Regions from separate parts of the Mus musculus genome. Here all the other regions are linked to region 3. A link is a loop called in an ENCODE intact Hi-C map of the cell type or tissue named here. Cell type or tissue: left cerebral cortex. All regions are shown on one strand.

The links. A loop is a pair of places that touch in the nucleus more often than their neighbours do. Peaks named below come from ENCODE experiments on the same cell type or tissue, not always from the same donor. Only the 100,000 strongest peaks of a DNase experiment are listed, where the experiment ranks them.
Region 1: a loop joins it to region 3, with 3.0 times the contacts of the local background. A loop is called at or near these places in 4 of 42 quality-filtered maps.
Region 2: a loop joins it to region 3, with 5 times the contacts of the local background. A loop is called at or near these places in 13 of 42 quality-filtered maps.

The regions. Positions count from the first base shown.
Region 1 is chr9:67,039,387-67,047,386 of GRCm38, forward strand. The region is part of intron 2 of Tpm1 (tropomyosin 1, alpha); the gene reads right to left. Among named protein-coding and RNA genes, the nearest start is that of Tpm1, 5.8 kb to the right of the region's middle. RefSeq lists an enhancer at 1,280-4,135. In left cerebral cortex, CTCF peaks have their summits at 4,682 (motif pointing left) and 5,734; DNase peaks (open chromatin) are centred at 1,898, 3,044, 4,614, 5,124 and 2 more places; H3K4me3 peaks cover 4,342 bases; H3K27ac peaks cover 4,156 bases.
Region 2 is chr9:67,311,665-67,319,664 of GRCm38, forward strand. It overlaps Tln2 (talin 2), which reads right to left. Exons shown (of 58, transcript NM_001081242.2): 30 at 7,653-7,850; 31 at 6,519-6,658; 32 at 137-230. Among named protein-coding and RNA genes, the nearest start is that of Mir190a, 79 kb to the left of the region's middle. In left cerebral cortex, a CTCF peak has its summit at 3,896 (motif pointing right); a DNase peak (open chromatin) is centred at 3,906.
Region 3 is chr9:67,629,187-67,637,186 of GRCm38, forward strand. It overlaps a transcript of Tln2 not described here. Among named protein-coding and RNA genes, the nearest start is that of Gm30936, 61 kb to the right of the region's middle. In left cerebral cortex, no CTCF peak of the experiment used is centred here; DNase peaks (open chromatin) are centred at 3,371, 3,534, 3,989, 4,222 and 2 more places; H3K4me3 peaks cover 2,709 bases; H3K27ac peaks cover 2,013 bases.

The sequences.
Region 1 (8,000 bases), 590 kb before region 3:
GTCCTGTGCCTAGAGATTACTACGATTTGGGTGGTCTGTGCAAAGGGGCAGGAACCACAATATAAATGGCAAGCTCCTCTCTTCTGCCATCACCACCCAATGAAGCTGACAGTAACTGCAGGAGCTGCCTAGCAAACTCTCTACGAAGACAGAGGGAAGGACCTCTGACTTAGTGCGAAGGCATGCTGGGAAGCACACCATCAATGCAAGGCAAGGCAGGACTGAACCCCAAGCCTTTTGGCTTCTTAAATATGAGACTGTGGAAGCTCCAGGTCGGTGATTCTCACCCCTGGAGTCTTGCTCTCTTAGACACTGGAGTGGAAGGTTCTCTGCCACCGCCCCCCCAACCCCCCAAGTAATCTGGCTACCATCAGCAGAGCAGTGCAAGAACATCAGCAAATCGTCTCAATCTTGATTTAAAAGGCAGAGTGTCCTAGTGTTTACCCATCAGCTGATGAAAGGACACCGATCTCTAACCTTCAAGGATGAGGTCAGCGCCTGGGAAACCCTGTATTCTGGCTCCATGGCCTCTCTTACGCTGGCCTTATAGAAATTTTGAAGATTTTTCAGGACAAAAGACAAGTTTGATTTCATAATGAAAGTCCCATCTCTTTCTTATTCTCCAGCCCTCCTTTTGAGACTCTGTTGTCTAGACGGGTTGTTTCTGCCTCAGCAGTTTAGCTGCAGAGATTACACGCACGGGCTACCCTCATTATTGTTCTGTGTCCACAGACCTACGCCCGTCACCTTTACCAGCTTTTGTTTACGGGTTGGGTCCCTCCACCCAGGGTGGAGGCTCTTCTAGATATTCCCTTACGGTCTGTCTTTCTATCACAGCACCCAAGACGTCTTAAGTACCTGTTACTGTCTGTCAGTACACGTCCACTGTCCTATGCCCATTCGTTATTTAGATGTAGACAGAAATAACAAGGCATTTGGGGGAGGGTCAAGACCCCAGATGCAAACTATTCCTAGGTACTTAAATCACCCTTAGTACACAGAGTTAGCTTTCTTCTTAAAGTGGCCCCTTACATCAACACTGCCAGCAAATCCTTTCCAGTGGAGTTGCTAGTTTCTTTTATTTCAAAAGTGCTATTGGACCCCAGCATGGTACTCAGAAAGAGACTGTTGTGTTGTCGAGACTATGAGCCCTGCTAAAACAGCCACCCAGTGCTCATACATGTGAGATCCTTAGTATTGTACATACTCCCTGACCCTCTTAGTCCCAGCTCCCACCTAGGAAGTCCTATAAGCTCACCATTCCTACCCTTCCCCCTGCCTCCCAAACAAGGAAGTGGCTACCTTCAGAAAAAACAGGCACGGACTATTTTCCTACCCAACAAGGTACAATGTAGAAGTCAGGCTGTCCCCACTCAAACGCAGCAAAATGTTATTCCAAACCAGAACTGAACAGAGCCTAAGATTTACATGAAATTCACATGTTATAACCAATGCAGAAAGAAGGAAATCCTTTACTCTGAAAACCAGTGCTCTGGAATATATTTCCAAAGTCCCGACTGAATCAGAGGAGGGCACGGAACGATCAAAGGTCAGATCCTTTTATTTCAATGTAAACTGTAGCCACACAGAGAGGGTTTCACCCTGCTTGCTGTGTAAGACCAAAGTGACTTAGGGCCAAGCTAAACTCCTGCCCTTATATGGTCAAGAAAGGGGGAAAAAAAAAAAGCACCCAAGGCATTAGGGCACTCCCATGGATAGCAGATAAACACAGCCTCTTCTATCTGGGCCAAAGCCTGTAATTTGTGAGACATGTTTGTGTAGCAAGAGGAGTCAGAGCAAGGTACTGAGGTGCCTTTGCTGTGACTGCATGAGAAAGGGGGAACCCAGAGGATCCTGACAGTCACAGGCACTCAGCAAGTACCAAGGAAAACACCGAGCATGCTCAGTTTCCTGCTTCCAGAAGAAACTGCCAACGCTGAGGACTTAGGAAAGGACTGGGGGGACGGGGTGAAAATTGGTTATTTCCCATGCTTAATAAAGGCATCCATTAAGCACTTCCAGGTCTCCTCATTGGCTAGGTTCTGCCCAGAAAGTTGGAAAGAGAATTGGCTTTTTCTCTACATTAAACACACACCCCACCACCCCAGCAAACCCTTAAGTCACAAGGCTCAGGGTCAAGCATTACATCAAGGAGAGCAATTTCATTCCAAGATTTTGAAGGGCCCCCACACCTTGGAAAACCAGGAGGAGGAAGGAAATGATACTTGCTCTTTCTAAGGTACGGCCCAGTTTAGTAGGGCCCATTAAGTCTGCCTCAGTCTCAGTACTTGAACCTGGGCCAACTCTACAGTGAATTTTTTTTTTTTTTTTTTTTTTTTTTTGCAGTGGCTCATGGCTTTGTCACTAAACCTTAATCTTTGCTTCCTAGAGAAACTGTTACTGCTAGCTTAACTCACAGCCTCAGATCCATCTAATAACAACCTAAATTGCCTCTGCCCATCTGTAGCTTTCCGTTTGAAAAGTCAGGAGCAACAACTAGCAGTTTGCAAGTGGCTCACCAGTGCTAAACCTCGGCTCTAAGATGCTATGGGGGTCCTGACCAATCGATCACCCTGCTAGATGATTCCCGGAAAACGGGGATTTAAAAAGGATTTAAATTGCTCTAAATGAAGGCACAAGGTTTTGAAAGGAATGAAAGCTCCAACCTTAGCGAAGTAGCCTGGAAACACTGTTATAAAAACGAAGTACAAAATAGCACGTGTACCTTTTACCACCAGTCACTAGGCTCCGAGTCCAGTGCCTCCTCAACCCAGTCCTTCCAGCCTGCCCACTTCCCCTCCTCAAGTTGAGAAAATAATTGTTGATTTAAAGCACTAAATGGGGGGAATTTTACGGGTAATGAAGTGAGTAGGGCTATTTTCAGGAGCTCTTGCCAAGCAATTACAGTAAAGAATGCTAAGCAAGGCGGTACTGGACATTGATAAAAACAGGGTGGTTTAAGTAGCACTATCTCCATGTGCTAAGCCCCACTGTGATCTCTTTACATACTAATCACATTTTATTCATAGGGACCGGAACCAAAGCTCCAACAGTTGTCCCCAGACAGTGAGGAGGTGGGCCAGGATTCAAACCCTGGGAAACTGGGCCCCAGTCTCTGCATCCTGTTCTTAGTTCACTGGTTCATAGCAGTTAGCCAGGCACGGATCAGAATTAATCTATCACCAGCCACCTTGAGGCCTTTATAGTGGGTCTTTTGCTGACTAGTCCTCTCAAGCGAATATTAAAAGTTATTTTTTGCCCATTGGTTTTAAAAATATCTTTATCTGCATTTTTTATCTTAAACTTCCTCTAGTTGGGTCTTCCTCTTAGGAAGACTTTCTTGGTTCTCTATATTTTATACAAAACATGTTAGGGAGTTTCTGTAAGACACCATACAACCATTCCAAACACTTAGCCAGAAGGAATGACTCAATTCAGCGTAGTCCTGTGCATATTAAGCACAGCTGGACACCATATTATTATTTTTTGTCATAAAGTTTCCAAGGTGTTTGAATACCTTGATTTTAACACATACACTCAAGACTAACAAATATCTAATATTCCTTTGAAACTCTGTTTCTGTTTGCTCGATACATTTGCCTTTTGAAGAAAGGAGCTAGGTGCTATGTTCAACGGGGGGGGGGGGGGGGTGTTAGCCAGCAAAAGGTATACTCAGTAGCAGTCGACATCTGGCCAACTTTTGTCAAAACTCGTTAGAAAGGGATATCTATTGTAGAGCGAGGGATATCTACTTGGGAGATGGGAGGGCTAAAAAAACCTAAGACTATAAGGGCTATGAGAGTTAGCTCTTCCCTCAGAACCTGGTCCTGTCAAGGTCTTTAACCTCCATAGAGAAACAGCTTCTAGGAAACACAGGATCAACAGAGACAAAAGTCCAGTATCCCAAGGCCCCGAAGTCCCAGTGCTTCTCCCCAGGGACTGGTCTTTAAAAGGAGGGCTCCTCCTTCCAACCCCAGTGTGAGTTAATAAATGGCAGCAGCGCAAAGTGCGCATCCCGGGGACCCATTTCATGGTCGCCCCAAAACCTCCTCATCGGCTCTCTTGCTCCCCCCCGGAGGTTTTACTCTATATCAAGGAGCTATCCCGGCAGGGCTGAGTAGTCGGGTGCCAGCTGGCCTAGGTGCGCCAGGTGCGGCGTGGGGGCCTCGGGGTGATGGGTGGGTCCCTTACGGTTTCCCGCAGCTTCCGCTCCTGGTCCAGCTCGCGCTGCAGGCTGCCCGCACGCTCCTCCGCGGCATCCGCCTGCTCCTGCAGGCTCCGGATCTTTCTCCGCACCGCCTCCAGCGAGCTGCTACCCGCCATGGCGAGGCGGTGGCTGAGGCTGTGCTCTGCCTCCGCGCTCTGCAGCTGCTACTGCTGCTGCCGCTACCGAGCCCAGGTCCGGTTCGTCCCGCCCAGGCCGGCTTTGTAACGCCGGCGCCCCCTGCGGCTAAGAAGCAGGCCGGAAGTCACGGCTCCTGGGCCGCACAGAGAGAGCCGCGGGCGGGTGCGCGAGCGCAGGGGACAGGCGCGGCGGGCAGGCGGGCGGGGCCCGGTGGACCCCGGGAACTAGCTGCCCATGGAACCACTGCGCGTGCGCGCGGGGATGGCTGGCTCTAGGCTGCTTTGCCTAGAGCGAGGCCACCGCAGGAGGGCGTTTGCATCCACTCCGCTGAGCCTGGGCCAAGTAGAAGATCTGGATGCTAAAGCCTATTGCGACTCCTGCTGGCCATTTGGAGCGCTCCGAAATCCCGATTCTCCTGAAGCTGAGTAAGGGTAGAAACCTAGACTTTGAACGTACCCTAAACGCTGTAAAGAACAGCATCATTCCTAATGCTAAAGGCATTGACAACTCCTGGATGCTCGGAGCACTCTGTAATCCCGATTTACCAGAGTCTGAACAGGTAACTTGGAGCCTGAAATATGAATATCCTAAAGATCCGTGTAAAGAACAACAGAACACAAGATTCTGACTAAAAGAACTCCAGAATCCAAACTATTTCACCAAGTGTAAATTACTAGCTGGCAAAGCGTAGTGGTTAGATCTCCTGTTCTAAATACAGCTTTTTTAAGGTTTGAATCTGGCTCTTAAGTCTCTGCTGGCTGTGTGCCTTTGGACAAATGACTTCTCAGGGCTTTATCTCTTAAAAAAACGAGTATAATAGTACAGGGCTCTTCACAGGGCTGTTGACAATTATCAGATGATATAAAACATTTAACAATGCCTTACATATTTAAGGACTCAAACTATATAATTAAGCACACATGCACTACCATAAGAGTTTGTCTGGACCCCATAACGAACTGTGCAACCTCAGGCAATTCAGCCTGATATCTGGAATCTGAGGAACCGGTCTGTACGACCACAGGAACCTGTGACAGAGCCTCTGGTTACCAGATGGAAAGCCACATGGACACACTCTGTTAAGAACCCATCTCTGCCATCCCTACTTGCAAATGTTTTTAAAAGCTTGTCAAGTCTCCGGGATTTTTATCCTGCACCTTTGTCAAAGAATCAATCCTAGCCTTGTTTAAATGTGTGGGAGTGGAGAATGAAAACGAAGGTAGAAAAAGAAAAGAAAAAAAAAAAAAACCAAAACCAAACCAAAACAAACAAACAAAAACCCTGCCTAGCCTGTCTTCCAAAGCTGGAACACCTCTGGAATTCCTAGTCGACTCTGGTCTGTGCTGAGGAAGCAAAGCCTGCGAACTCCAGCTAGGTCCCTCACATCCGGTAGGTGGAGCCTCTTGCTTGGTTTCTAAGCAGTCTGTCTGCAAGCATTGGTGGGTACAGATCCTTCCAAGAGCTCACAGATCATCTGCCTCCAACCTTGAGGATGCCCAGACAGGGCATCTGCAATCCTCCAAGAGCAGTCTAGGGAACAGACTGGCCACTTGCCGGTGCAGTAAGCAGTCACCCTAATAATTTAATGTCTTCCTTTTCAACTCCTCCTAGGATGTCAGTTTCTGGAGAGATTATTTTCATGCCGATGTCCTTAAAGAAGAGCTATGGGTTGTTTAGCTACCGGTTAGAATCCCTTGGTTGTTTAAGAAACACTGTAGCTAGGTCGCATCTGAAGAGATCCTGGTGTGACTCACTCAAGGGAAAACCTGAGTTTAGATAAGCCTGAGTCACTACATAAGGAAAAAACCTAGAGGGAAGAAGACTCACATCCTGTAAACAATCAGCTACATCACAGTTATTTGGGGGAAAGAGCCAAGATAATCGAGTCTTAACAGAACTCAGCCTCATTTAGGTGGGGGGTGGGGGGAAACAACAGTAAAAATACAAAACAGATTTCTGGGAGTATTAGCCCCCAAGTGACAGGCAGCCTTTTAAACTAAGGGTGGGGGTGGGGGAGACACTTCTGGACTATAGTTTCTAAAAGTAGGTTGGCAAATTGAGACAATGTTTTTAGTAATAATCAAAAATTATATTTTTAACACTAGATAGTAGACTGTCCCCACGGCAAGGAGGCTGGCTGCCTTCTCTCCAGCCCGCCTCTTTCCTCTGGTGACACCTGTCTCTCCCTCAAGTCTTAGCTATTTCAAGTGAGTCAGGATCTCTCTAAATATAACAAAAACAAAACAAAACTTCATAAACTTCCTTCAACATCCCGAGTCTCCAGCAGAACTTACAGTATTTTAAAGAGGAAGATGATCAATACACTAACCAAAAGAGAGAGAGATACACGCTCACACCATATTTAGAGACAGCTTTCCAGATCATAGAAAGAACCAAAACTGGCTCTAAGAACCTCCCTCCCCTCCTGGCTCCACCCCCACAGACGACTTTAAATAGCCTCTTTTCTACTTCTGCCCCACCCCATTCCAGTGCTCCCCCCCCCCATTTCTTATTAAAGACATGATTACCACTACATAGTTACAGCAATTATTATCTCTCCCCCTTAAGAATTATAGTAGTGTTTTTTCCCCCTCCTGCTTCCATTGGTACTGGGGCTATTTGCAAATTCTCTGAATTCCTTTCCTTATATGGAATATCTCTCCTTGATCTATCAGCGGCTCTTTTGAAAAACCTAAATAAACGTCCTGCAGGAGATTTTGGGGGTGACTGGGCATCCTCCATGGAGCACATACAAAGGAGACATCTGACCCACATTATACAAAACAGGCTCAGAGTTGTGAAGGCTTTTTGTTGTTTTTTTACCAGGTAGGTTTTAGCATGAGTTTTAGCTAAACCAGTGTTTCCCCCAAGACCCCCTTTCCAGAAAACTAAAATGTTTCTTTTTGTCTGATCCCAGTGTTGGTTGTCTGGTGGACCACTACCAAGAACACTAGATAAATCTCTAGCCTTTCATGATACAAAGGCTTGTTCAGACTTCAAAATCCTTGGGTAATCTGCATTACACATTCTCCAAAATAAATAAATAGATAAACAGAAATAGATAAACCGACCAAAAATTACAAACTGCGGTTGAACTTGGGGGTCTAGCCTCTGGGTGTAGCTTTCTGTGCTGCTCACACATTCTTGGAATTGTTATCAGTTTCTCAAGGAATTCTTTTCTAATTGAGCCTCTAGGCTTAATTGGCTTCTCCAGTGGAATGTAGTGGTGCGAAAAGTCAGTGCATTGGGAAACTGACCGTCAGCTTGACTTTCTAGACAGAAGTGGCTAGCTCTAGGGTGGAGAGGGTGCTTAGCAGAACTGGAACTGTGTCTATCACCCCCCTGGAAGCACGTCTGTGGTGGTTGTCAGAGGGCTGACAGGTGGGGGCGGGGCGGGCAGGGGGCAGCCAGCTCGCTATGCCATATAAAGCACTGAGCTATATATAACTCCCTGCGTACTTTCTGGATCTAGTGCTTCAGACTGCAGACCCAAGCAAGTATCACCTTCCCTGGGCAGGTCTTAAGGCTTGTCTAGTGAGAAAAAGAGCCTCAAAGTGTCACAGTAGCCCTCAAATTTAGCGTCTGAAGTAAAAGGATGAGTCCATTTAAAGGCCAGGCTCTGTGGACTTACTCAGACTAGGTCCATCAGCGAAAA
Region 2 (8,000 bases), 320 kb before region 3:
TTCTCTAGCTCCTTCAACCTAGGAGAGAGGCAAGCATAGATAGAAGAGAGACATGTCACCCACCATTCAGGGAAGAGGTGGCCCATGTGGCGGCCCGAGCAGAGTTCCCATCCCCATAGCCTTCCAGGACACTCACCTCGAGCTCACGCAGGGCGTTGTCACACTCCTTCTGCCCAGGGGCCTGCTGAGTACACAGCATGATGAGCTGATTGATGCTCTCTGTCACAGCTCTAGGAGGAACAGAGAGGGGCGTGGGCTTGGGTGTTACTCAGGTATGAAAGTCAGCCATTTCTTCTTCGTTTTTTTTAAATCTGAAATTAAGCTTTTTATTTATGTACTACATGCAAATTCAGTTTTTAATAGACTTTTTCTTTGTTTACATTTCAAATGTTATCCCTTTCCTAGTTTCCCCTCTGAAAGTCCCCTCCCCCTCTCCCCCCCAGCTCCCCAACCCACCCACTCCCGCTTCCTGGCCCTGGCAGTCCCCTATACTGGGGCACAGAGCCTTCACAGGACCAAGGGTCTATCCTCCCATTGATGACCGACTAGGCCATCCTCTGATACATATGCAGCTGGAGCCATGAGTCCCACCATGTGTTTTCTTTGATTGGTGGTTTAGTCCCAGATAACTCTGGGGGTACTTGTTAGTTCATATTGTTGTTCCTCTTATGGGGCTGCAAACCCCTTCAGCTCCTTGGGACCTTTCTTTAGCTCATTCATTGTGGACCCTGTGCTTTGTCTAATAAATGGCTGTGAGCATCCACTTCTGTATTTGTCAGGCACTGGCAGAGCCTCTCAGGAGACAGCTATATCAGTCTCCTGCCAGCTATCTCTTGTTGGCATCCACAATAGTGTCTGGGTTTGGTGGTTGTTTATGGGATGCATCCCTAGGTGGGGCAGTCTCATGATGGTCATTCCTTCAGTCTCTGCTCTGAACTTTGTAACTCCTTCCATGGGTATTTTGTTCCCCCTTCTAAGAAGGATCCAAGTATCCACACTTTTGTCTTTCTTCCTTCTTGAGTTTCATGTGTTTTGCAAATTGTATCTTGGGTATTCTGAACTTCTGGGCTAATATACCCTATTAGTGAATGCATATCATGTGTGTTCTTTTGTGATTGGGTTACCTCACTTAGGATGATATCCTCCAGATCCATCCATTTGTCTAAGAATTTCATAAATTCATTCTTTTTAATAGCTGTGTAGTACTCTATTGTGTAAATGTACCACATTTTCTCTATCCATTCCTCTGTTGAGGGACATCTGGGTTCTTTCCAGCTTCTGGCTATTATAAATAAGGCTGCTATGGAGCATATTTCCTTATTACAAGTTGGACCATCTTCTGGGTATATGCCCAGGAGAGGTATTGCAGGATCCTTTGGTAGTACTATGTCCAATTTTCTGAGGGTCCACCAGACTGATTTCCAGAGTGGTTGTACCAGCTTGCAATCCCACCAACAATGGAGGAGTGTTCCTTTTTCTCCACATCCACGCCAGCATCTGCTGTCACCTGAGATTTTGATCTTAGCCATTTCTGTCAACAACTGTTAAACACCTCTAGCAGAGATCAAATGACTGTTTACGCTCTGATCCCAAGGCCCCCCAACAAGCTCTCTCTCTACAACCTGAATAAAACACAGCCAGAGCGAGGAAAGGTAGATTCCCTACCATGCTACTGTCTGATTTCTCAAAGACTCTTAACAGTTCCCTTAAGAAATTCAGACTGTCTTCTGATATATTCATGAGAGACAATGAAGCTGCAAACAGCAGTGGTCTACACTGACACTAATTTCAGGACCCTACTCTAGCAGTCTTCAAGGAATAAGATTATCCAGTCAGCCTTGATATATTTTGATTATTTTCAAATACTTCAGATAGTAAAATGTGCCTGGGACTTAAAATATCTACTTACCAGTAAAGGATGAAAAAGCTATTAGGCCTGATTAGCTTTCCCAAGTTCTATTCTTTGAAATACCTATATTTTATTTTTTTACTAATACCAAGAGGATTACATCAGAGCCCATGGTATTGTTTTATGTGTATTTCTATTTTCAGAACCTATAAAGTAAACCCATTTTTTTTTTCCTGCAAAGATTCCACTCTCCTGAGTAGTCTCTGGCTTGCCATGTCCTGGATTATGGAATAATTTAGAAACTCAAATTCCATTCTGAGTTAGTTTCTACCAGGTGGGAAAGAGAAACTGAAGTTTTGCTTTGAGTTTAGGGATAAACAGAAGTCTGTTTTAACAGAGTCTGTTGAGACGCCATCTTTTCCCCACTGAATTGCTTTGTAATTACACTGCTGGCTACGTCTGTGGAATCTGCTTCTGTATTCTCTTCTGTTCCCCTGACCAGTGGTCTATTCTGTCTCTAATATCACACTGTCCACAGTGCTACAGTTCTATAGCAAGTCTTAGGGGGCTGGGGAGATGGCTCAGTGATTTAGAGAGGATGCTACTCATTCAAAAGACGGGAGCTTGGTTTCTAGTATCCATGTCAGGTAGCTCACAACTACATGTAACTCTACTGGCACCCACACTCAGATGTAAATACACAAGCATACGCACACACACACACACACACATACACATACACACACACCACAAAGTTTTAAAAAATTAAAAAGTAAGTCTTGGAATTGCATAGAAATGATAAATGCTGAGCCATTAGAAATGCTAATCACAGATATCATAATTGTACATTATACATATATACTGAATTATTATACTGTATCAATAAATATATAAAAATAGTATGTGTCAGTAAAAGCAATAAATCACCCAAGTTTCATAAATGGAAATTCAGAAAGAGGTGATGACTCCCTAATGAGAAAGCTATAAATAAGGTATAGGAAGAAGACTTAAATCCATGCCTGCCTATTTGACTCTAAAGCTGACCCAAAGCCCTCTTCTGCAGTGCTATGATAGGTCCAGACGTCTGGCATGGCTCAAAAGTCTATTCTCACTTCCTACCTGCCACAGCTGAAGAACAGCTAAGAGCAAGCAAGGCCAAAATAAGACCCATGTGGTTAGTGACACCATCTGAGAAAAAGGAGTCTTATTGTATTCAACAGGTTTCTCAGCTTGCCACAGAATATCAAATTAGATGGAAAACAACGTTGCCAACATACAAAGGCAATTAGCTGAAGTATGTGATCAAATATGGCTTTCCATTTAAGCTCAGCTAGGAAGGATGAGAAGAAGAGAAACACTCTCAAACTCAAGAGAGAATCCCAAAATAGCAGTTGTAGGATGGATGCTTATGGCTTGTTAAAAAGGGCTTTATTAGGGAGTCATTAGAAAGTACCATGTTTTCCTTCATGGTCAGGGTGATGCACAGTGACACCAATCAGAAGGGACAGTGCTCAGAGGGAACAAGCCCTTCCTGCAGCTGCAGTCCAGAATTTCCATTCCAGCCCCAAGTTCAAGGTGCTTCAGACTAACAAACCAACCTGGGTGGGGCGGAGTCAGATGAATGGTTCACAAAGGCCCTCCCGCTCCACCCACTTTGAAGACAAGGCCAGAGCCTGGCTAGCCACACAGGAGATGACTGAGATGGGCACAGGCAGTACCCAACTTCTTCCCACAGGTGCCATCAACCAAAGCTTATCATCAACCCCAAGATGCTGAAGTGGATTCCAGAGGTGAGGAAGAGATAACCTCATTTGTGCCCAGAGCACGAAGGGTCGCAGAGCCCCCAACAACAAGGGGTACAGTAAGGTTGACAGCACTAGCACATTCCACACCAGCACTTCCATGTGAGATGTTCTGAGTGCCTACTGGGCGTGGCGTTAACCCCCCCCCCCCCCCCCCCCCCCCCCACTGTCAGGCTGAAAAAGCTGGGTCACACAGGCTGGGAGTTTTCATCTGGGCTCCTGTTCTCAGTGTCACCACCAGGGGGCCTGCGGATAGCTGGAGCCATAATTCTTTTCTAGTCTGTGTGGCCTTCTGTAGCTGGCTTTTAAAAAACCAATTTATATTCTCCCCTTCTTCCCACAGTTTAAGAGAGTGAACAGCTCATTAAAGCTGGAAACTACAATTTGGAAATGATGCAAAAAATGAAGGTAATAAAAAACATTGGAAGTTCAGACACCTGGAAACGTCAGTTGTCTTCCCCAAAGCCTCTTGGCAGGGAAAAAAAAAGAAAAAAAGCATCCTTTCAAGAAATGGGGACTAAATAGAACAGACTCTCACCCTGTCCCCATCCCCATTGTCAAGGGAGGGCATTTGTTTACCAGAGAAATCACAGGAAATACAGGCTGGAGCAGGCTGATGGGAGGATACATTTTGTAGTCACTTAGAGCTCTGGCTACTGTTTGCCACCAAATGAGCCCACTGCTCCAAAGGTTCATACTGACTGTCACCTTGACAGGATCTTAGATTCACCTGGGAGATCGAGCACTACTCATGCCTGGGAGGAAGTTTCTGGATTGGGTTAACAGAGGAGAGAAGCCAACCCTAGCTGTGGGCAACACCATTCCATAGGCTGCACTTCTGGGCACCAGCATTCATCGATTGGCTCTCTGATAGCAGAGGCAATGTGACCAACTGCCTCACAGTCCTGCCACCATGACTATGCTGCAATGACAGGCTGCACCCTCAAGCTGCAAACCAAAGGAAATTCTTGTTCCCTTGGGGAAATTCTTGTTGGATGATACACTGTCACAGCAATACAGAAGCAAAATGATCAAACCAAGGACATGCAAGAGAACTGTCTAAGCCTCCACGAAAAAGACAGACAGATTTAAAAATTTTACTAAAGTCAAGAAAGGAAGAGAGACAGAGTGTCAATACTAGTACCATGAAGGCTAAGAACAGTTGAAGGTAGCTGACACTCAGGTCCCATTTCATAGGCAGCAAAGCTTGGGCAGGTTGAGCCAGCTGAACACCTGACCAAGCAGGTAAACTATTCAAGTGCCTTCAATTAGAATTCAGATTTTTGAATTCTGACAGCTTAAAGGCAGGAACAACAAACAAACAAGCAAACAACAAAAAAAAAATTAAAAATCAAAAGCAAGCCAAGTGCATGCCTTTGATTGTAACAGTGGGGAGGCACAGGCCAGTAGACCTCTGGGAGTTCTAGGCCAGGCTAGTCTACGAAAGGAGTTCCTGGCCATCCACAGCTACACAGAGAGACCCCGTCTCAAAATAAACAGATAAATAACAAATCAAAATGAATAAAAATGCAGGCAGAACTGAAGCTTATCACCAGTGTGCACATTTTGAAGTCTGTCCTATTCTGTTCCTCCAGTCACCTCTCAATTAATGTCCCACTGCCCTAGCAGTGTTATACATAAGTGACATAAAACAACACTGAGAATGTATACAACACCACAAAATCACAACGCAGCTTTTGCTCGAAGTGTGGGAAAATGAATGAGACACTGCTTGTGCAGATGGCCCTGGGCCATCACTGCAGCCCAGTGACCTGCAAGCCAACAGTCAATCCTACCTACTGAGCTCATGTGTCACAGTGGTGGCTACGGAGTAGAAGTCATATTAGATTCCTGAAGTGAGTGCAACTGGAGGGAAGTGTGCAGAAATCACTCCAAACTTGGCTTCGTGTTTTAAGTCGGTTCAAAACCAGTGTGCACCCACTGTCACCTCACTGGCCCTAGAGTGCCCTCGGCAAGTGATGGATAGATATGTAAAATCTAGTCCAAGATGGATGCCAGCATGTAGTGCATGCCCAGTGTCTACAAAAACGGCTTGAGCACTGCTTGTAAATATTTCCCAATGTCTATTTTAGTGAGCATGTACTTCTTGCACAATCTGAACAACATAAATCTGCTTTAAACAATCCATGTAGAGACTGGAAAAATGGCACAGTAGTTCGAAAGCCTGCTGAGCAAGCACGAGGACCAGTATTCAGATTCTTAGAACCTAAGTAAAGTACCAAGTGAATGTGGTGGCCCAACTGTAATTACAGCCTTGGCAGAAGGAGATGGGGGCGGGGCAGGGCAGGGCGGGGGGGGGGGGAGGGGGGCTGCTCAGAGCAAGCTGGCTAGTCTTATTGGCCAACTCTGGATTTGACTAAGAGACCCTGCCTCAATAAATAAGATGGAAGATCAACAGAGTGGGTTCACGGACTATTCCCAACATCAACTTCAGATCTTCATAAATGTGAATACATACCTGAATGCACATACATGCATGTACACACACACACACACACACACACACACACACACACACACACCATATTATACATAAGCATAAAAATGGAAAAGGAAAAATTATCATGATGGCTTAAGCCATCATGTTTACAGGTCAGTGCAGCCTAAGAAAGAACTGAAGAGTTCATCTAGAAAGATGGAAGACATTCTTACTGGGCCAAAGATACAGGAATGAGTTAATTTTACAAAATGTCAGAATTCCCATCAGTTTACTCTACGCCTGAGAACAAGACAGGCAGCAAGTCTTTGCTCAGTGAGAAACTGGTAGGATGTTGGGCACACCATTCAAAACAACAGAATCCAGAATGGCTCACACATCCACAAGGCACACCTTGTCCTGCTCTTACCTTGCAGCTGCAGCCAGGAGATTTTTTGCGTTGGGAGCTCCAGGATCTACAGAGAGAGACTTGGCGGCCAGCAGGAGCTTGCTGGACGCCATCGAGATATTCTTCAGGTTCCCTATCACTTGCATCTGGTCTTCTTTTGTCTGCAGAGTCAAAAGGAAACAGTCAGATGGGACTGACCACAGTTTTCCAAGAAGCAGCCAGGGAGCTAGGAGCAAGTCCCCAGGTGGAGGCAGAGACTGTATCGGGGCAGTCAGTCTGCAGACGTGTGACTAGTGTCCACTCGTCCTCAAACAGATGCTCAGAGATGCATGAGGCAGAGAAAGAAGTGCATGTCCAAGAGGGTCAGCCAGGAGTCCTGCTTTCTTGTTCTACGGGAGCGTTGCAGGGCTGGGAGGAGAACAACTGAGCCGCACCAGTACACAGACCGGACAGTGATTCGAGCATCTTGCTTAACAATGCTGGAGTTGTCAAGCATCTTGTACGTCCCAGCCTGGCACAAAGGACAAGCTCTGTGTAGATATTCAAAGCTGACAGCGTCCCAGAAGTTTCAGACTGGGGAAGGACAGAATTCTCACCCAGCTTGCTAACTGATAAATTACCTTTTGTAGAAAATGTAACAACAACAAAAAAAAAACCAAAAAACAAACAAACAAAAAAACCTCACCAAACTACCAAAAAACCAGTCCTGCAATCTGATGCCAGACCAGTCATGTTCCCTAGCTATAAACAAGTAGCTCATCTCTCCATCTGAATGAGGTCATTTTTAATCATTCGGAGGTCCCAGATGTAATTCATTCAAGTTGAGTTCACTAAACCACAAATACACATGCATGTGTGTGTACGTGTTCATGCATTAACTGACCTCAGTTCTGATAAAAATTCTCCTCGCTCCCAACCCCCCATCCCCCAACTCCGGTAAAGGATATAGGCTTTGGTGGTGGATCGTGGGAAAAAGTCACCATCATCACCGGGCATACCAAGCCTGTGAGGTCACAGAATTTCCAAGGCAGTCAAGGAAGGCGCTGCAGGTTGTTTTACAGGATCCTGTTCCCCATCCACCCAGATGCCCCCAGCTGGGTGGTCTACCAGAACAGGGAGACTCAAGTGAGCAGCACAAACCACCTTCCCACCCACCTGTGCCTGGCCAGCCATCTCAATGCCGGCATCCAGGAACTCGTCAAAGTCATCACTGAATTTTCCAGAAGCGGCTGCCAGCTCTCCACTCTGGCCCCTTGTGGCATGGACGACTTCCCCAGCAGATTGGTTCAGATCAGCAGCAGCCTGGTTCAGCTCACTCTGGGCCTCCTGGAAGGGCTTTGTGCTTGGAGGTAGCTAGGAGGACAAAAGGCAATGCCATGGGAAGTTTTACCTCGTGTAAGGGGCGGCGAGGGGGACTGTGGAAGGAACAGTGACTGCCCAGGGCTGTGCTTCTGAGTCACTCAACTAAAAGATGGCAGGTCCAAAAGAAACAAATGCTATCTG
Region 3 (8,000 bases):
CAGAATTACAGATAGTTATGAGCTGCCACATGGGTGCTAGGAGCAGAGCCTCAGCAAGAGCAGCCAGTGCTCTTAACCTTTGAGCCACACCTCTCCTGCCCACCTTCTGCTTCTGTTGTGGGAGTTGCCAGTACTCCCTTTGTGCATCCTTTGGTAGGTCTGGGTTCCAAAACCGGGTCAATCACACTTCCCCTCCCCCCACTACCCCACCCCCCCTCCACACTCACACACCTTATCTACTAGATAAACACAAAAACAAGAGCACTGCCCTCTAGGGATGAAACGTGTGGGGTGAGGGCAGGGTTACTTATCAGAGCAGCAAGATAAGCCCCCAAGAGCTTCTGCAGGACAAATGAATGGAAGACACAGAAGATTCCATTAGTTAAAGTCTACCGTGGAAGAGTCAAAAGACAACGCGAACGCTTGCAAGCTGCTCGAGGCTTTGGAACAGTGTCAGTTGGAACTGTTGGTTAAGAGCGAAACAAAATGTAGAGGGCTGACGCTGACGCTGACTTTGAAAATGCACTGTGAAATGGGCTGCAAAAGAGCCTGGTCTTAATTCATAGCTCAGGGCAACCCGTGAAGAAAGGTTCTAAGGACCATGTGACTCTTGTATTCAGCTTGTCCATCTTCAGGAGATGGCAAGTGCCAGGAAGTCAGAGGCTCCCAGTGCCTTTCACTTCTGCTTTACCCTCGACTGCCTTACCTTGTGAGTGCTGCCTGTTTATTGGGAAGGGGAGCAGCAGAGGCGTTTGGGAGAGTTCAACTTCAGGGAGAACATCTGGTTAAACCCACCACTTATCCCCATTATTTGTAATAGTTGTGTTTGGCTTATGTTTTAGCTAGTCTTGTTATTAAATATAAAAGCAATAGGATTACAAAGTTCTAGATGGGGTAAATACTGTAATTAAAAAGGCACCAGTTGGGTTTGTTAAACTATAATTCTAGAATGCCAGCCTCCTTGTTATGTTTTTCTTCTTGCCTTTAAACATTTTTTTGTACCTAATAAAAATTGTTTTTGAATGATTTAACCGGTTTTAGTACTTCCTGCTAGTCAAACACCAACCCAAATCCCCAAGAAAATAGTCGGACTCAAAAATTCTGGAGCAAGAATGTCACAGATCACAAGTCCCAGACACCATCCTAAGAGCCTGGGAATGCAGCAAGCACACACCACCTGTCACATGGCCTGGTAAACTGATAGGCAACTTTCCAACTCACAAAGGCACTTTTCTAGCCCTTTTGAAGTTACAAAATTTTACTAAGGGGGAAAAAAAATCAGGCACTTTGATCAAGCTATGAAGCTACGACAGTAAGAACCAGGCAAGAGAGAGTAAAACCTGGTTAATAATATCTGGTGAAAGAGGCACACAGAATTCACTAAGTATTAAGGTAGTACCATTGAGATTAAATATTAGAAGGCCTGAAATAAAGCATCTCTGGAGTTGACGAGATGACACAGATGGTTGGTAAAGGGCACTGGCCACAAAGCCTAATGACCTGAATTCAATCCCAGGGAGCCACATAGTGGAAAACCTGACTCCTCTGACCTCTAAATAAGGTGCCTATGGCTTTTCCCGACCCACCTGCGCTCGTACATACACACAAATAGATAGATAGATAGACAGACAGGCAGGCAGGCAGGCAGGCAGGCAGGCAGGCAGACAGACAGATGAATATGATTTTTTTTTTTTGTTTTTTTGTTTTTTCGAGACAGGGTTTCTCTGTATAGCCCTGGCTGTCCTGAAACTCACTTTGTAGACCAGGCTGGCCTCGAACTCAGAAATCCATAATATGATTTTTAAAAACTTTTTAAAAGCTCCTTTAAGTTAACTTTCATTGCATCACATCTAAAAGCTGTGCAAAATATATATGCAGCACACATCCAGACCAGCTCCTTGGGTAAAGGCACTTACAGCTTTTGCAGAGGATATGGATTTGGTTGCCAGCATCCACGTTGTGGTTCACAACCACCTACAACTCCAGTTACCATGGGATCCAACCCCCTCTTCTGGCCTCTGCACACAGGTGGCAGGCACATGCACATAAAAATAAATAAATTTAAAATGCCCTCTAGGGAACAATGTTGGCAAACAAACCTGGGCAAGGTGGATTTTAAACGTGCATGTAGCCTACAATGTACTGAATAAACTACTCGTGGGGATGGAGTTTGGAATTTTTTACTTCTCCCTTGGAGATACAAAGTCTGAAACACAAAGCCAAAACTGAGAGAGACCCGCAGGATCCCTTAGAACTTCCTACATAAATGAAAAGGTGTACAAAGGTACGGGGTAGACAGTGGCTAAGAACTCTCCGTTTCTGGGATTCAGTGTGCCACCTCTGAGCTAAGCCCAGAAAAGTCAATGTGATTTAAAGAGGGAGTGGGGAGGGAGGGTTCATCAGCTAATTCTCACCAACATTGGCTATTCTAATTTTGGTCAACTGTTATCTGGGACTTTTCCACTCTTCTAGGGTTCAAATTAAAAGGAAGAAAAGCATTCCTGCATGCACACGTGTACTGGCCTTCTCACAGCCAATGGCCATAGCCACCCTTCCTTCTCACTTTCTGCACAAGATCCCCACAGAGAGGAACAAGGAAGGTACAACCATTGAAAGGGTAACTTTCACACTGTGGCACTTAATGAAGCATATGGGCAACTGCTGACGTCAGGGGCTACATCTCCTTCACAAAAGTCTCTCCTCTCCCCAGACACCTCCCCCATTAGGTGTCTTTGGTCCTTCCCGAAATCTCTTCCAATGATGAAGACCCCAAGTGCTGACAGGACCTCTCTACTGTGAAGCTGTTTGATTAAGACACCAAGGAGAAAAGCTAACACATTCCTGCACTCAGCCAATCACAGGTCAGCAAACACATTCTGCCCTGCCCCCTTCACAAAAAAAGCAGAGGTCACTTTGTATGTACAGAAGTAAAGATTCCCCCACGGGTCCACTTCTAAAAACATCCGGGAGCTAAAACATAGAGAATGTAATTCCCTCTCCCAGGAGCTTCAGAATCTAAACTGTCACTATGAGTACCAAGGTGCTCGTAATTACGTGTTCTGGGGTGCGCTTCCTTGGAACACCATCCTACTACTCTTATCTTTGTGTCCCCCTACAACACCAAACACTTCAGCTCACTCCTCTTCCCGTTCTCTGGAAATAACCCGGACTTAGTTTTCATTAACTCAGCCTCCTCTCCTTCCATCTCTGCCCCATCACCAACAGCAAGAAAACAAGTTCTCCCACGTGTCACCTGAAGCCCCGACTTCGGGAAACGCACCCCTTTCCTCCACTATCCCCGCGCCAGAGAGAGCCCTGCAAAAAGCCTGTCGCCTGCACAAGCTAGGAGACGACAGGAGGCTTCAGGCTGATCCACATAAGCCAGGCCCTTGGCCAATCTACGAACCTACTTGCTTTCTCTCCAGCCTTGAGTGAGCTCCCGCGCCAGGTGGAGCACCCCGCAAGCCCCGGTGCTGGGGAGCAGGGTTGGGGGGGGGTGTTACTGAAGGGAACGCTCAACAACGTGCGCAGGCCAGGGAGAGGCTGTGCGCGCAGCTCCGGCAGAGCGCTGGTGGCAGTAGCTTGGGGAAAAGAGGGGCGTGTGCTCTGCGCCAAGCAGCCCCAAGCGCTACGGACTCCCCTGCTCTGTGACACCCGCGAGCCACATGCATCGGTCCCCTGCACCGCTCTTCGCCGCCCCCCCACCCGGGACCCAGCCTAGCCAGACCTGGGCGACGCGCTGCAGTCCGCGCGCCCTTGTGGGGACAGCCGCCTCTTAGCTCGCCCGGGCGCGCAAACTTTCCCAACGACAATCGCTCCGGCTTCCCCCGGGGGCTTCGGAAAGTGGGCGCCCCCCTTAGCCTCTGTAAAAACCCACTGAAAATATGGCGCCCTCGAACGTCGTTCCTTGGGCCCCGAAAAGCCAGTCTCCAGATCCCTCCCGATCCCCGCCGGCGCGAAATCTCAGCTCCTGAGGGTCGGGGAAGGAGACGAGAGGCCGCCGCACTGGGTCCAAACCCTGCCCTCGCTCTCCGCCCCGCGCTTTCCCTGAACGGTCCGCGGCCAGCAGCTGGTTGTTAGCGAGACGGCCAGGGAAAGGGGGAGTCCTGCAATCTGCAGGTCTCAGAGTCGGGGACTAGGAAGCATCCCGGGGTGTCTTTCTCCACGAGCCAGAGCGGGAGACTTGTTTGCAAAGTGGCGCTTTAAGTCGGGGCAGCCAGTGCTGGAATGAAGCCGCTCTGCTCTCCGCCAACTCAGTCGGCGCCGGGGTCACGGCCGGAGTCCAAGGGGCCCCTCGGTGCAAACCGGGCCGCTTTACCGACCCTGTTACTGGAAACCCGAGGACCGAGCCCGGGAGGGGACCAGCTGCTTAAGGCTAGGGATCAGCTCTCTGGCTCCCGCTGCAAGACTGTTTGCAAACCCGGCAACCGGCTTGAGTGCGGCGAAACCTACATGTGCAATAGACAGGTGCATTCGTTGCAATTTATTTTTCTTTTCTTGCAAAAAAAAAAAAAATACCCTCCTAAGCAATGAAATCTAGAAGCTTGACAGGGTTTTTCTACATTGACATCACTTACGAGATGCAAACCCGAGAAGAAAACCACCCACATATCCCTTCTGGAGAGGGGAGGGAAAAGGCACTGGAAATCCCTGCAGCGCGCATGCAGGCTGGAGAGCTGGGCAGCGCCACGCGCCGCGCCTTACCGCGGGGATGCAGCTACTGTCTCATTGCGGAGCGCCAGCCCACGAGTGCAGCCAGCTCCGCTCCCGCTGCGCCGCCGCCGCCGCCGCTGCCGCCGCTGCTGGCTCCGGGCGCGGAACCGGAGCCGAGGGCGAGCGCGAGCGCACGGCCCGCGAGCGCCGGGAGGGCAGGAAGCGCGTCATCACTGGGGGACGGCGCGGCGGAGCTCGCCACCCGGCTCCTGGGTGTCTGCACCCCGGCCGTGGGATGGGGGCACGCGTGGAGCTGTGGTGGGGGCCACGTGTCAGAGGAACAAGGGACACCCCCGGCTGACCCAGAATCTGGAGAGGGATGAGGCGGCAGGGGGACCAGGCTAGCATGAGGCCTCTGAGTCTTCTCAGCGCCGGGACCACGGGCCGGGTCCTGGAGGTTACCAGGTGTGGATCCAGCCATGAGGGTGGCGGGATGGATGCCAGTCACTTGGATTTAAGAAACGACTCTTCCAGGAAGATGGGTAGCAAAATGGGTGTGACTATTGCACTGATTTTTTTTTCCCGAGACAGCGTCACACTATGTAGACCAGGCTGGACCCAAACTCAAGATACTCCGCCTCCCCGAGTACAGGGATTAAAGACCTTTGCCACCACGGCCGACCGGCTGGGTGGCTTGCTTTATTCATACATTCATTCACTTATGTCTCCATCTATCATGTCCTGGAATTAAGTCACTTATGTATCCCTTGTATTTACATGAGCTCTGGAATGTTGGAATGGCAGGGTACAAAGTGAAAGTTATCCTAGGTACCAGTGTGGGACAGAACAAATCACAAAATCCCTTTCCTTTAAAATTATGATGTAGAGAGAGATGCTGAGAGGACAGATAAAATAAACTAACCAAGGTGTTGGTTGTGAAATTGTGGTTTGTTTTCTCTTTCTGCTTAATTCTACTTTTATTTTAAAGTTTTATAACTTTAAAAATTAATAAGAAAAAGTATCGATGGTTATTTTTCCTCAGCCCGATACAGAGTGACCAGGATAGACCAGTCTTCTCAAAAGTACATAGCAAATCTCTTCAGTTCCTCAAATGCAACAACAGCAACATTAGTGTCTCTCAGCTTGAAACTGTGGTCACTGTACATCCAAGAGTGAATCAACGTTGTAACATGAAACTATCTTGAAGGAGTCCATGGGGGCCTCGAATAAGCTTGGTGTAATGTGAAAACAGTTTAGTCTTAGACCAATGAGTCCAGACACCTTGAGGAAGGTGGGGTGGCTGTCAAATGACTCTTTCTCAGGGGTCACATATCAGATAACTTATATATCAGATATTTACTTTGCAATTTATAACAGTGGTAAAATTACAGTTATGAAGCAGCAACAAAAAATAGTTTTACGATTGGGGGTCACCATAACATGAGGAACTGTGTTAAAGGGCCCCAGCATTAAGAAGGTTGAGAAAGTCTTAAGACTAAAACATTGTAACTTAAACTTCCTTTGCATAGAATACACTTTATACATCAAAATCTTCAATCAGAAAACAAATTACTGGGCCACCTGAGGCAGTCCTAAAAGTTGCAGGACAGATTTTTCCCTGCCCCATGAATAAACATTCCTGTTCCCCAGACCAGTTTAGACATTGGCTAGGTTAGCAGAATAGAGGTGGCAAGCTATCTCACAGACTTTCAAAGCAAATATTTATTGATTTCGTTAAGACCTGGCAAGTTCATTAAATTGATGCTTGCTAAATTGTCCCTTAGTTTACTGAAAATAACAGCCATATTTTTTGTAGTTCAAGATCCAAGTTTGCATAAGAAGAAAGAATGAAGGTAAACTGGTCACAACTAAAGTCGTTTCTCTCTCCCATCTCCCACTTTGCAGGGCCCAGTAGCTTTCCATCAAAGCTTTTTTTCCCCCTTCCAGACAGGTTTTCTCTGTGTAGTTCTGGCTGTCCTGGAACTCAGAGGTCCACTTGCCTCTGCCTCCAGAGAGCTGGGATTAAAGACATGCACCGACAGCTCCATCAATTATCTCAAAACCAGTTAGTTTGCCTTTCCCCAAACCTGGATTTCAAGGTTTCTATCCTGTAATATATATTCTTCTCTAAGTATCTCTACAGTTTCCAGACCCCAGCAGTGAGGTGCTTGCTATTCAATAGATACGGCAAGCTCAGAGAGCAAGGAGCCTGTCTGCATCCCTGCCTAAAAGCAGTTTGGTATACAATGGGTACTCAATAAATTCTTCTTCCATAAAGCTAGGCTCTCTAGCTCTCTATTACTTTTTTTTTTTTTTTTTAGAATGGGTCTTACTATCTAGCCTTAGCTGGCCTGGAACTCACTATGTAGAACAAAGTAGTATTGAAATCCTACTCTTCCTGATTCAACTTCCCAAGTCCTGTTATTACAGGCAAGCTCTACTACACCCAGCTAAAATCAGTAACTTTTCTCTTTTTAAAAGAGCAGGTGAGGTCTAAGGAGATAAGTCAGCAGTTACAAATGCATAGTGCTTTGTTGGGTCTCAAAGAAAACTGGGACAAGTCTCACTAAGTACCTGTGGCTTCTCCCAGCACTTCTAACCCCACCCTCACCTCAAACTCTCCAGCCCAGGGGTCGGGCTTTCCTTCCCCAGCTTCTCTTTGCTATAGAAGTCAGTCATTTGGGGCTCTCTTGGTTCCCACATGCTCTCTTATCCTCTTGATCCATGGCTCCTCTCTTAGTCTGCTTGCCCCCTCCCCTTCTCTTCTCTCACTCTTTCCTCTCATGGTCCAGTCTGCTCTGCTGGCCATGTTCAGTCTGGACCCTTCCAGATGCCTCTGACTGCTCCCCTCTGCCATACCTGGGAGTGGTCATGTCCTCATTTCCATTCATTGTTCTTAAAGAAGACCGTAGTTCAGTTCACAGGACCTGTATCAAGTAGCTGGTAGCTGCCTTCTCTGCTCCAAATTCACTTTCAGATTCACGAGAGCGCACAGGCACCCACACAGAGACCTAAAAGATTAAAACAAAAACATCATAGCAGCTGACTCCTAGCTGAGGTATAGGTGTGAGAATGTTTATATGGCACTAATCTGATGGGTGCTATTCCACAGCCCTCTGCCATCAGGTAAACCCTCTTCCCTTGAAAGAAGTAGCATTTCTCCTAGAATTCTTCCCGTAGTTTGGTTTCAAACTAAATTTTCTGGACACTGTGACACAGGCCACTATAATGTTTCTATAACAACTCTACTACTTTAAAGCCACCCACTGTTTCTTTAGTAAAGCTAGCTAGCCAAATATTGTCATGTATTCATATATTAATCAACAATTTCACCAGTGGAACTAAAA